Regions from separate parts of the Homo sapiens genome. Here region 2 is linked to region 1. The links are chromatin loops, found by intact Hi-C in ENCODE. Cell type or tissue: Panc1. All regions are shown on one strand. Links, peaks and the distances in the headings refer to the core of each region. The heading gives the core; the rest is flanking DNA.

Region 1 (5,509 bases), core at 1,856-4,355:
CTCTGTTCCTCTGCATGTACCTGGTACAGTCCTGGGGAACCTGCTCATCATCCTGGCCATCAGCATAGACTCCCACTTCCACACCCCCATGTACTTCTTCCTGGCCAACCTGTCCCTGATTGATTTCTGTCTGGCCACCAACACCATCCCCAAGATGCTGGTGAGCCTTCAAACCGGAAGCAAGGCCATCTCTTATCCCTGATAATGCAAACATTCCTGGGCTCTCTATGGGGAAGCTGTGGCCCTGTGCCTGACCCCAAGGCACTGGGAGAGAAAGCCTTTCCTGACCCCAAGGTGTTACAGGAAAGGGGTCCAATCCAAATCCCAAGAGAGGGCTCTTGGATCTCAGGCAAGTCCACAAAGTGAAAACAAGTTTTTAGGAAAGCAAAGGAATAAAAGAATGACTACTCCATAGACAGAGAAGCCCCGAGGGCTGCTGGTTGCCCATTTTCATGGTTATTTCTTGATGATATGCTAAACAAGGGGAGGATTATTCATGCCTCACCTTTTTAGAGCATCTGGGGTAACTTCCTGATGTCGCCATGGCATCTGTAAACTGTCATGGTGTTACTGGTAGAAGGTGTTCAGGTTCTTGGATTCCCAAACAAAGAATTGGACAAAACACACCAACAAAGCAAAAGCAAAAGCAGCCATGAGCCACAGTGCCCGGCCTCAAGCTGACATGATATTAAGCAGAATGGCTTTGAATAATCAAACCTCTGATTTATTTGTGTTACTTTTCTTCCAAGAGAATTAAATTTTAATTTCTCAGGTGAACAAACAGACCTCCAGATGTGGCCCTGCTGTAGATTTCTATAAGTAAGTACACAGGTTGGAAAGACGAAGAAAATCTGCTTTCTGGTGACTATTCTGGTGAATGAAACACAGAATTTGACCGGGGATGGTGGCTCATGCCTGCAATCCCAGAACTTTGGGAGGCCAAGGCAGGTGGATCATTTGAGATCGGGAGTTAGAGACCAGACTGGCCAACATGGTAAAACCGCATCTCTACTAAAATACAAAAATTAACTGGGTGTGGTGGTGGGCATCTGTAATCCCAGTTACTTCGGAGGCTGAGGCAAGAGAATCACTTGAACCCGGGAGTCGAAGATTGCAGTGAGCTGAGATGGTGCCACCACACTCCAGCTTGGGTGACAGAGCAGGACTCTGGCAAAAAAAAAAAAAAAAAGAATGGCCAGGTGGCACGGTGGCTCACACCTGTAATCCCAGCACTTTGGGAGGCAGAGGCAGGCGGATCACCTGAGATCAGGAGTTTCAGACCAGCCTGGCCAAGGTGGTGAAACCCGGTCTCTACTAAAAATACAAAAATTTGCCAGGCGAGGTGGTGCGCACCTATAATCCCACTTACTTGGGAGGCTGAGGCAGGAGAATCACTTGAACCCGGGAGGCGGGGGTTGCAGGGAGCCAAGATCCCACCACTGCACTCCAGCCTGGGCTACAGAGAGAGACTCCATTTCAAAAACAAAGACAAAAACAGAATTTAAGATAATTGGAAGTTGGGAGGATTGCTTGAGACCAAGTTCAAGGCTGTAGTGTGCAATGATTGTGCTTGTGAATAAACACTGTGCTCCAGCCTGGGCAACATAGCAAGACCCTTGTCTCAAAAAAAAAAAATTAAACTAAAAAAATAAAGTAAGCCTGGGCGCAATGGCTCATGCCTGTAATCCCAGCACTTTGGGAGGCTGAGGCGGCTGGATCACGAGGTCAGGAGTTCAAGAGCAGCCTGGCCAAGATGGTGAAACCTCGTCTCTACTAAAAATACAAAAAAATCAGCCAGACATGGTGGTGCACACCTGTAGTCCCAGCTACTCGGGAGGCTGAGGCAGGAGAATCGCTTGAACCTAGGAGGCAGAGGTTGCGGTGAGCCAAGATCACGTCACTACACTCCAGCCTGGGCAACAGAGCGAGACTCCATCTCAAAAAATAAAATACATAAAAAATAAAATAGGCCAGGTGCAGTGGCTCACGCCTGTAATCCCAGCAGTTTGGGAGGCCGAGGCAGGTGGATCACCTGAGGTTGGGAGTTCGAGACCAGCCATGACCAACATGGGGAAACCCCGTCTCTACTAAAAATACAAAATTAGCAGGGCATGGTGGTGCATGCTTATAGTCCCAGCTACTCGGGAGGCTGAGGCAGGAAAACTGCTTGAACCCGGGAGGTGGAGGTTGTGATGAGCCAAGATCATGCCATCGCGCTCCAGCCTGGGCAACAAGAACAAAACTCCATCTCAAAAATAAAAAAATAAATAAATAAACAAATAAATATAAAATAAGATGAGAGTTTGCCATGGAGAGTCCATGATTCTGGTCAGGGCCTTTTTGGAGTAACCAGAAACCATGGGAAAGCGAAACTACAGCTCTCTCTTCTTGCAAGTTCCCTAAACTCTCTTGCCATAGGCACGCAGGTGATTACAGTGCTAATTGACAGAAGGCTGGAATTGCCAGAGACTTGGGAAGTTATTACAACCTGGGGGCTGCTAGAAATTTGGGAAAATCCCTCCCTCTGTATCCAGCTTGAGCTGAAGCATTTATTTAGACCCCTCCCTCCCCTGTGAAATGAGAAATGCCTCAGGCACCAATAAATCTCTTAAGATTCTGTCAGCCAAACAAAAACATCTCCAACTTGCTCTGTGTTAAGAAATAAAGGTTTCCTAAAGTGCTGGCTCTACAGGCATGAGCCACCATGCCCAGCAGAGGTGGGTAGATTGCTTGAGCCCAGGAGGTTAAGACCAGCCTGGGCAACATAGTGAGATCCCATCTCTACCAAAAAAGAAAAAAAAAGTAGCCAGGCCTGGTGGTGTACACCTGTAGTCTCAACTACCTGGGAGGCTGAGGAAAGAGGATCAGCAGAGGCCGGGAGGTCCAGGCTACAATGAGCCATAATTGCACCACTGTACTCCAGCCTGGGTGACAGAGCAAGATGCTGTCTAAAATAATAATAATAATAATAAACTTAAGGCCGGGTGTGGTGGCTCACATCTGTAATCCCAGCACTTTGGGAGGCCGAGGCGGGCAGATTACCTGAGGTCAGCAGTTTGGGACCAGCCTGGCCAACATGGCAAAACTCCATCTCTACTAAAAATACAGAAATTCACCAGGCGTGGTGGCGGGCACCTGTAATCCCAGCTACTCGGCAGGTTGAGGCAGGCGAATCGCTTGAACCCAGGAGGTGGAGGTTGCAATGAGCCAAGATCACACCATTGCACTCCAGCCTGGGCGGCAGAGAGAGACTCCATCTCAAAAAACAACAAAAACCTAGACTTGGGTTACTGCAGTTCCCAATGGAGACACACGAGGGCAGAAGAAACACGCAGCGAGGACGTCTCAGGTGCTCCAGTCCCTCGGGCACTTTTCACAGACAGCATCTCCCGCCTAGCACAGACATTTTGCTTAATCCTGGTCCCTTTCCCCACCTGACCTCAGTGCCTTTTGCCACTGGGGAGCCAGAAGCCTATAGCCCAGGGGCTTCCCAAGTTAAGGCACACTGGGAAAGGGTTGAAAGTGGCCTTACGTTTTCCAAATTTCCCACCCCAGCCCCTGGGCTCGGTGAATATCTTCCCACCTAACCCAGGACTGGGGCCATCTGGTTTCTGTTGTCCACAGAGAGATACTGAAGTTATGCAAGAAAAAGAGAGAGAGAAGACCGGACCTGGTGGTTCACGCCTGTAATCCCAGCACTTTGGGAGTCTGAGGCAGGTGGATCACCTGAAGTCAGGCGTTCAAGACCAGCCTGGCCAACATGACGAAACCCCGTCTCTACTAAAAATACAAAAATTAGTCCAGGCGTGGTGGCTCAAACCTGTAATCCCAGCACTTTGGGAGGCCGAGGCGGGCAGTTCAAGAGGTCAGGAGTTCGAGACCAGCCTGACCAACATGGTGAAACCCTGTCCCTACTAAAAATACAAAAATTAGCTGGACATGGTGGTGCACGCCTGTAATCCCAGCTACTCGGCAGGCTGAGGCAGGAGAATCACTTGAACCTGGGAGGTGGAGGTTGCAGTGAGCCGAGATTGCGCCACTACACTCCAGCCTGGGCGACAGAGCGAGACTCCATCTCAAAAAAAAAAAAAAAAAAAAAAAATTAGCCAGGTATGGTGGTGTGTGACTGTAATGCCAGCTATTTGGGAGGCTGAGGCAGGAGAATTGCTTGAACCCGGGAGGTGGAGATTGTAGTGAGCCGAGATCACACCATTGCACTCCAGCCTGGGCAACAAGAGCAAAACTCCGTCTCAAAAAATAAATAAATAAATAAATAAAAAGAAAAGAAAAATGAAAGAGAGAGACAGAGGGAGCGCTACAGAGAGAGACAGAGACAGAGAGATACTGCAGTTATGCAAGAAAAAGAGAGAGGGAGGGAAAGAGAGACAGAGAGATACTGTGACAGGCCAGGTCTCACTAACACAGGCCTCTCTAACAACTGTTTCAGCACTGACTGCGTGGTTAAGTTAAATATTTAAAGATGATAGCGCCAGTGCCCTTAGACAAAGGCTGGAACGTAACAAAAGCACACCAAGAGTTTTGCCCAGGCCTTTCCTGGGCCTTGAAGCATGACAAGATAATGAAGGAATTCTTAATGGACCTGTTTAGGATTAAACAAGTTTTATTGGGAGTCTGAAGAAACTCTCTAGACTCTAAAATTTAGCAGGAGACAAGATAAGGGTAACTATCCCTGGCACCTGGACCCATCTAGATTAAGTAAATTTACTGAGGCTCAGAGGAAGGTCTTCAGGACTCAGACCTTAGTTACAGATTAGGAGAAGTTAATTGGCCTGGTGCAGTGGCTCACGCCTGTAATCCCAGCAGTTTGGGAGGCCAAGGCAGGCAGATCACTTAAGGCCAGGAGTTCAAGACCAGCTTGGCCAACATGGCGAAACCCCATCTCTACTAAAAATACAAAAATTAACCAGGCATGATGGTGCACGCCTGTAATCCCAGCTACTTGGGAGGCTGAGGCAGGGGAATCGCTTGAACCTGAGAGGTGGGGGTTGCAGTGAGCCGAGATTGTGCCACTGCACTCCAGACTGGGTGACAGAGCAAGACTTCATCTCCAAAAATAAATAAATAAATAAATAAATAAATAAATAAAAATTAAACTACAAGCCAGGCACAGTGGCTCGCACCTGTAATCCCAGCACTTTGGTAGGCCGAGGTGGGGGGATCACCTGAGGTCAGGAGTTTGATACCAGCCTGGCCAACATGGTGAAACCCTGTCTCTACTAAAAATACAATAGCTGGGCATGGTGGTGCACGCCTAGATAATCCCAGCTACTCGGGAGGTTGAGGCAGAAGAATCGCTTGAACCTGGGAGGCAGAGGTTGCGGTGAGCCGAGATAGCGCCACTGCACTCCAACCTGGGTGACAGAGTGAGACTCTGTCTCGAAAATAAATAAAACTACAGCAGCCACAAGCACTGACAGAGTCAAGTATCAGGCACCCACAGGACAAGGTGGGACACAGTGTCTACTCATCTGCAGAGTGGGGACCAGGG
Region 2 (3,917 bases), core at 1,418-3,917, 270 kb after region 1:
GCTAACATAGCAGTGTATTTTAAATAAAGTATTGAATATCTCAACAATTATAAATTATATATTTAATATGGTACTGAAAGTGAAAAATAGAATGGTTGTAGGGTACTTGAAGTGTGCTTTCTACTGAATGCGTATGATCTTTGTACCATCATAAAGTTAAAAAATCATACCATGGTAAGCTGGGGACCATCTGTAATTGGGTTATTTTTTAAATCCATTCTGCCAAAATCCACCTTGTAATGATGTAATTACTGATAAGGAAGGAGCTACTTCTGCCTATTTACTATTTGCTCTATAACTATTTACTTTTTTCTACGTGTCATATCATTTTTGTTCCTAAGTTCTTTCATTGTTGTTTTGTGTTAGATATTTTCTAGTGGACCATTTTGATTCCCTTCTCATTTCTTTTTAATCTTTTTAGTTATTTTCTTAGTGGTTGCCCTGAGAATTTTAATAAGCATTTTAATTTATAACAATCTAGTTTAATAGCAACTTAGTTTCAATAGTATATAAAAACTTTGTTTCACTGTAGCTGTTCTGTTTAGTAATTTTGTCACAAATTGCATCTGTATGCATTGTGTGCCCATTAATGTAGATGTGTAATCATTTATGCTTTTGTCTTTAAATTATGTAGTAATAAAAGAGAAGTTATAAACCAAAAACACATTGTCAGTGACTTTTATATTCACCTCTGTATTTACCTTTACCTGTGTTCTTCACTTCCTTCTGTGGATTCAAGTTACTCTCCATTATCTTTTCATTTTGTCCTGAAGTCACCCTTGATCATTTTTTGTAGGGTAGATGTAATAGTGACAAACACTCAGTCTTTGTTTATGGGAAGGTCTTCATTTCTTTATTTTTGAAGGGGAGTTTTGCCAGATATAGAATTCTTGGTTGCCATTTTTTCTCAGCTCTTTGAATGTACCACTCCAGCGCTTGGTGGTTTCCATGGTTTCTATTGAGAAATTGACTGTAATCTTACCGAGGATCCTGTTTACGTCATAAGTCATCTCCGTCTTGCTGTTTTTAGGATGCTGCCTTTGTCTTTCAACAGTTTGATTAATATGTGTTTGATGCCGGCTGCAATGGTTCACGCCTATAATCCCAACACTTTGGGAGGCTGAGGCAGAAGGACCCCTTGAGGTCAGGAGTATGAGACCAGCCTGGGCAACTTGGACCCTGTCTCTACAAAAAATTAAAAAATTAGTCAGACGTGCTGGTGCACACCTATGGTCCCAGCTTCTTGGAAGGCTGAGGTGGAAGGATTGCTTGACCCCAGGAGATTAAGGCTGCAGTGAGCCATGATCACACCACTGCACTCCAGCGTGGGTGACAGAATAAAACCCTGGCTCAAAAAATGTGTGTGTGTGTGTGTGTGTGTTTCAGTATGAATCTCTATTTTTTCAAATTTATTCTACTTGAGTTTGTTGAGCTTCTTGGATTTGTACATTTGTGCCTTTCATCAAATTTTGGGAAGTTTTTAGCCATTATTTCTTCAACCTTCTCACCCTTTTCTCTCTTTACATCTCTCTGGTTCTCCACATCCTATATATGTTGGTAGGTTCGATGGTATCCCAAAGGTCTCAGGCTCTGTTCATCTTTTTTAAAACTCACATTCTCTCTCTCTCTCTCTCTCTCTTTATCTTTGAGACAGGTTCTCACTCACTCTGTCACCTAGGCCGGAGTGCAGCAGAGTGATTGTGGCTTACTGCAGCCTTGACCTCCTGGGCTCAAGTGATCCTCCCACCTCAGCCTCCCAAATAGGGAGGCATGGCTAGAGACGTGCATCACCATGCCCAGCTAATTTTTTTAATTTTTTGTAGAGTCAGGATCTCACCATGTTTCCCAGGCTGGTCTTGAACTCCTGGTTGCAAGCAGTCCTCCTGCCTCAGCCTCCCAAAATGCTGGGATTATACATGAGCCATTGCACCTGGCATCTCTCTTTTTTCTGCTCCTCAGACTGGATAATATCGATTGTCCTATCTTCATGGTCACCAATTTTGTCTTCTGCCTGCTCAGATATGTTCTGAATGTTTCATTTCAGCTATTGTACTTTTCAACTCAAATTTTTTTATTTGCCTTCCTAAAGTTTCTGTCTCTTAATGTTTTCCATTTTTTGTATTTTTTTGATATGCCATAGTTGTACCTATTTTGCTGTTTTTCATTTGATGAAAATTTGTATTCATGGTTTCCTTTAGTTCTTTATACATATTTCTTTTACATCTTTTAGCAGATTTTAAATAGTTGACTTATTTTACTTGTCTAGTTAAGTCCAGTGTTTGAACTTCTGAAGGGACAATTTCTACCAGCTTCATTTTTCTTGTAATGGGCCCAACGTTTGTTTCCTTGCCTCCCTCATAATTATTTTGTTGAAACTAGGGTATTTGGAATATTATAATATAGCAATTTGGGAATCAGACTTTTCCCCATCTCCAGAGTTTGTTTTACTTGTTGTAGTTGGTATTGTATCTATAGAACATACAACAGTTCTAAAGTTAGTTGTGAAATAGAACTATTGTGTGTTCTAAAGTTGTAGAATATCATATATTGTAAACTCCTGTTAGAATATACAATAGTTCTATTTCAGAACTAACTTTGTAATGTCTGTATTTGTCATGTGTGGCCACCGAAGTCTCTTTTCTGATAGCGTAATGGTCATATAGTGATTTGAAGGCCTGGAACAAAAAAGGAAAAAACTTCTAGTCTCTTTACGTGGGCTCTGTGTGTACATAGGGACATGCCTTTAATACTTAGGTAGGCATTTAACTGTGCCTTGACCTTCATTTCTGGCTTGTGCAGAGCCTGAAGGTCACCAAAAGATGAGGGTTTTGTGCCTTCTCAGGTATTTTCTGGGCATGCTCCCAGCCCTGAGTATGTGCTTGGAATTACAGGTTCTTAAGAATATGAGGAAGATTTTCAAAGTCCTACTCCCCAAACATCTTTTTCCCCATTTTTCCTTTCAGGCTTTTCGGTTAGTCTTTTGTTTGCTTCTACTGTTTTCTCTTGCCTCAAGCAGTACTGACTAATACATTTACCTTTACATCTGTCGATCACGTGTGTTCCAGGTAACCAGCTCAGTCCTGAAAGAATTTGGAGTTAGATAAATAAAGACAACCCTTTGAGCCAGTCCTTCAGGGAACCACCAGACAGGTCAGGAAGAGCAACCACAGAGTAAGGTCTGTTCTGCTCCCTGCAAGTACTAGGAATGCAGGCTGTTGTCTTCAAGGTTGTAGAAAAAGCAGGGGAAAGAGGTCCATTTAAAGTATCATAAAGCTCTCTTACCCAGATTCAGCTGGGTTTTCTGAGAAGGCATTCTCCTGATTGCTGTGGACTTTTGATACATTTCAAGAATTCCGATAAAGTTGATTCGGACCGCTTTTGCCAGTTTACTCACTGTTTTTGTGGAGGGATGAACGTTTGGAATTCCGTCCTCCACCACTGTCACTGTCATCACTTCTTTCAAGTTTTCTTGAGCACCTCTGTGTTCCTAGGTCTGTGCAGTGACTTGGGAGTACAGTGATGAATGGGACCATATGGTCCCACCCTCATGGGCAGTCTCTAATTCCTGCCTTATGAACTGAAGATCTATTTCTTGTCCTGACTTTATATTCTTCATGGTTAAAAGTTTTGGGGCCTCTGAAGTGTGCATTTGAACTCAGGCATGGCCTTCTGGGGCTGTTTATGCCCTATCACCCTGAATATCTAGTTGAATATGCTTGTTGCATTTTTGTTCAGTGAGAGTTACCATATGCACTAGAATTAAGGTATAATTGGCAGGGCGTGGTGGCTCATGCCTGTAATCCCAGCACTTTGGGAGGCCAAGGTGGGTGGATCACGAGGCCAGGAGATCAAGAGATCAAGACCTGCCTGGCCAATATGGTGAAACCCCGTCTCTACTAAAAATACAAAAATTAGCC

What was found. Hi-C counts contacts between places; a loop is a spot of excess contacts. Peaks named below come from ENCODE experiments on the same cell type or tissue, not always from the same donor. Only the 100,000 strongest peaks of a DNase experiment are listed, where the experiment ranks them.
Region 2: a loop joins it to region 1, with 5 times the contacts of the local background. A loop is called at or near these places in 3 of 110 quality-filtered maps.

The regions. Positions count from the first base shown.
Region 1 is chr19:9,077,805-9,083,313 of GRCh38, reverse strand. It overlaps the pseudogene OR1M4P. Among named protein-coding and RNA genes, the nearest start is that of OR1M1, 6.5 kb to the left of the region's middle. In Panc1, for the core only: a CTCF peak has its summit at 3,312; a DNase peak (open chromatin) is centred at 3,323; H3K27ac peaks cover 669 bases.
Region 2 is chr19:8,813,520-8,817,436 of GRCh38, reverse strand. All of the region lies in intron 7 of ZNF558 (zinc finger protein 558), which reads left to right. Among named protein-coding and RNA genes, the nearest start is that of ZNF558, 17 kb to the left of the region's middle. In Panc1, for the core only: no CTCF peak of the experiment used is centred there; no DNase peak of the experiment used is centred there.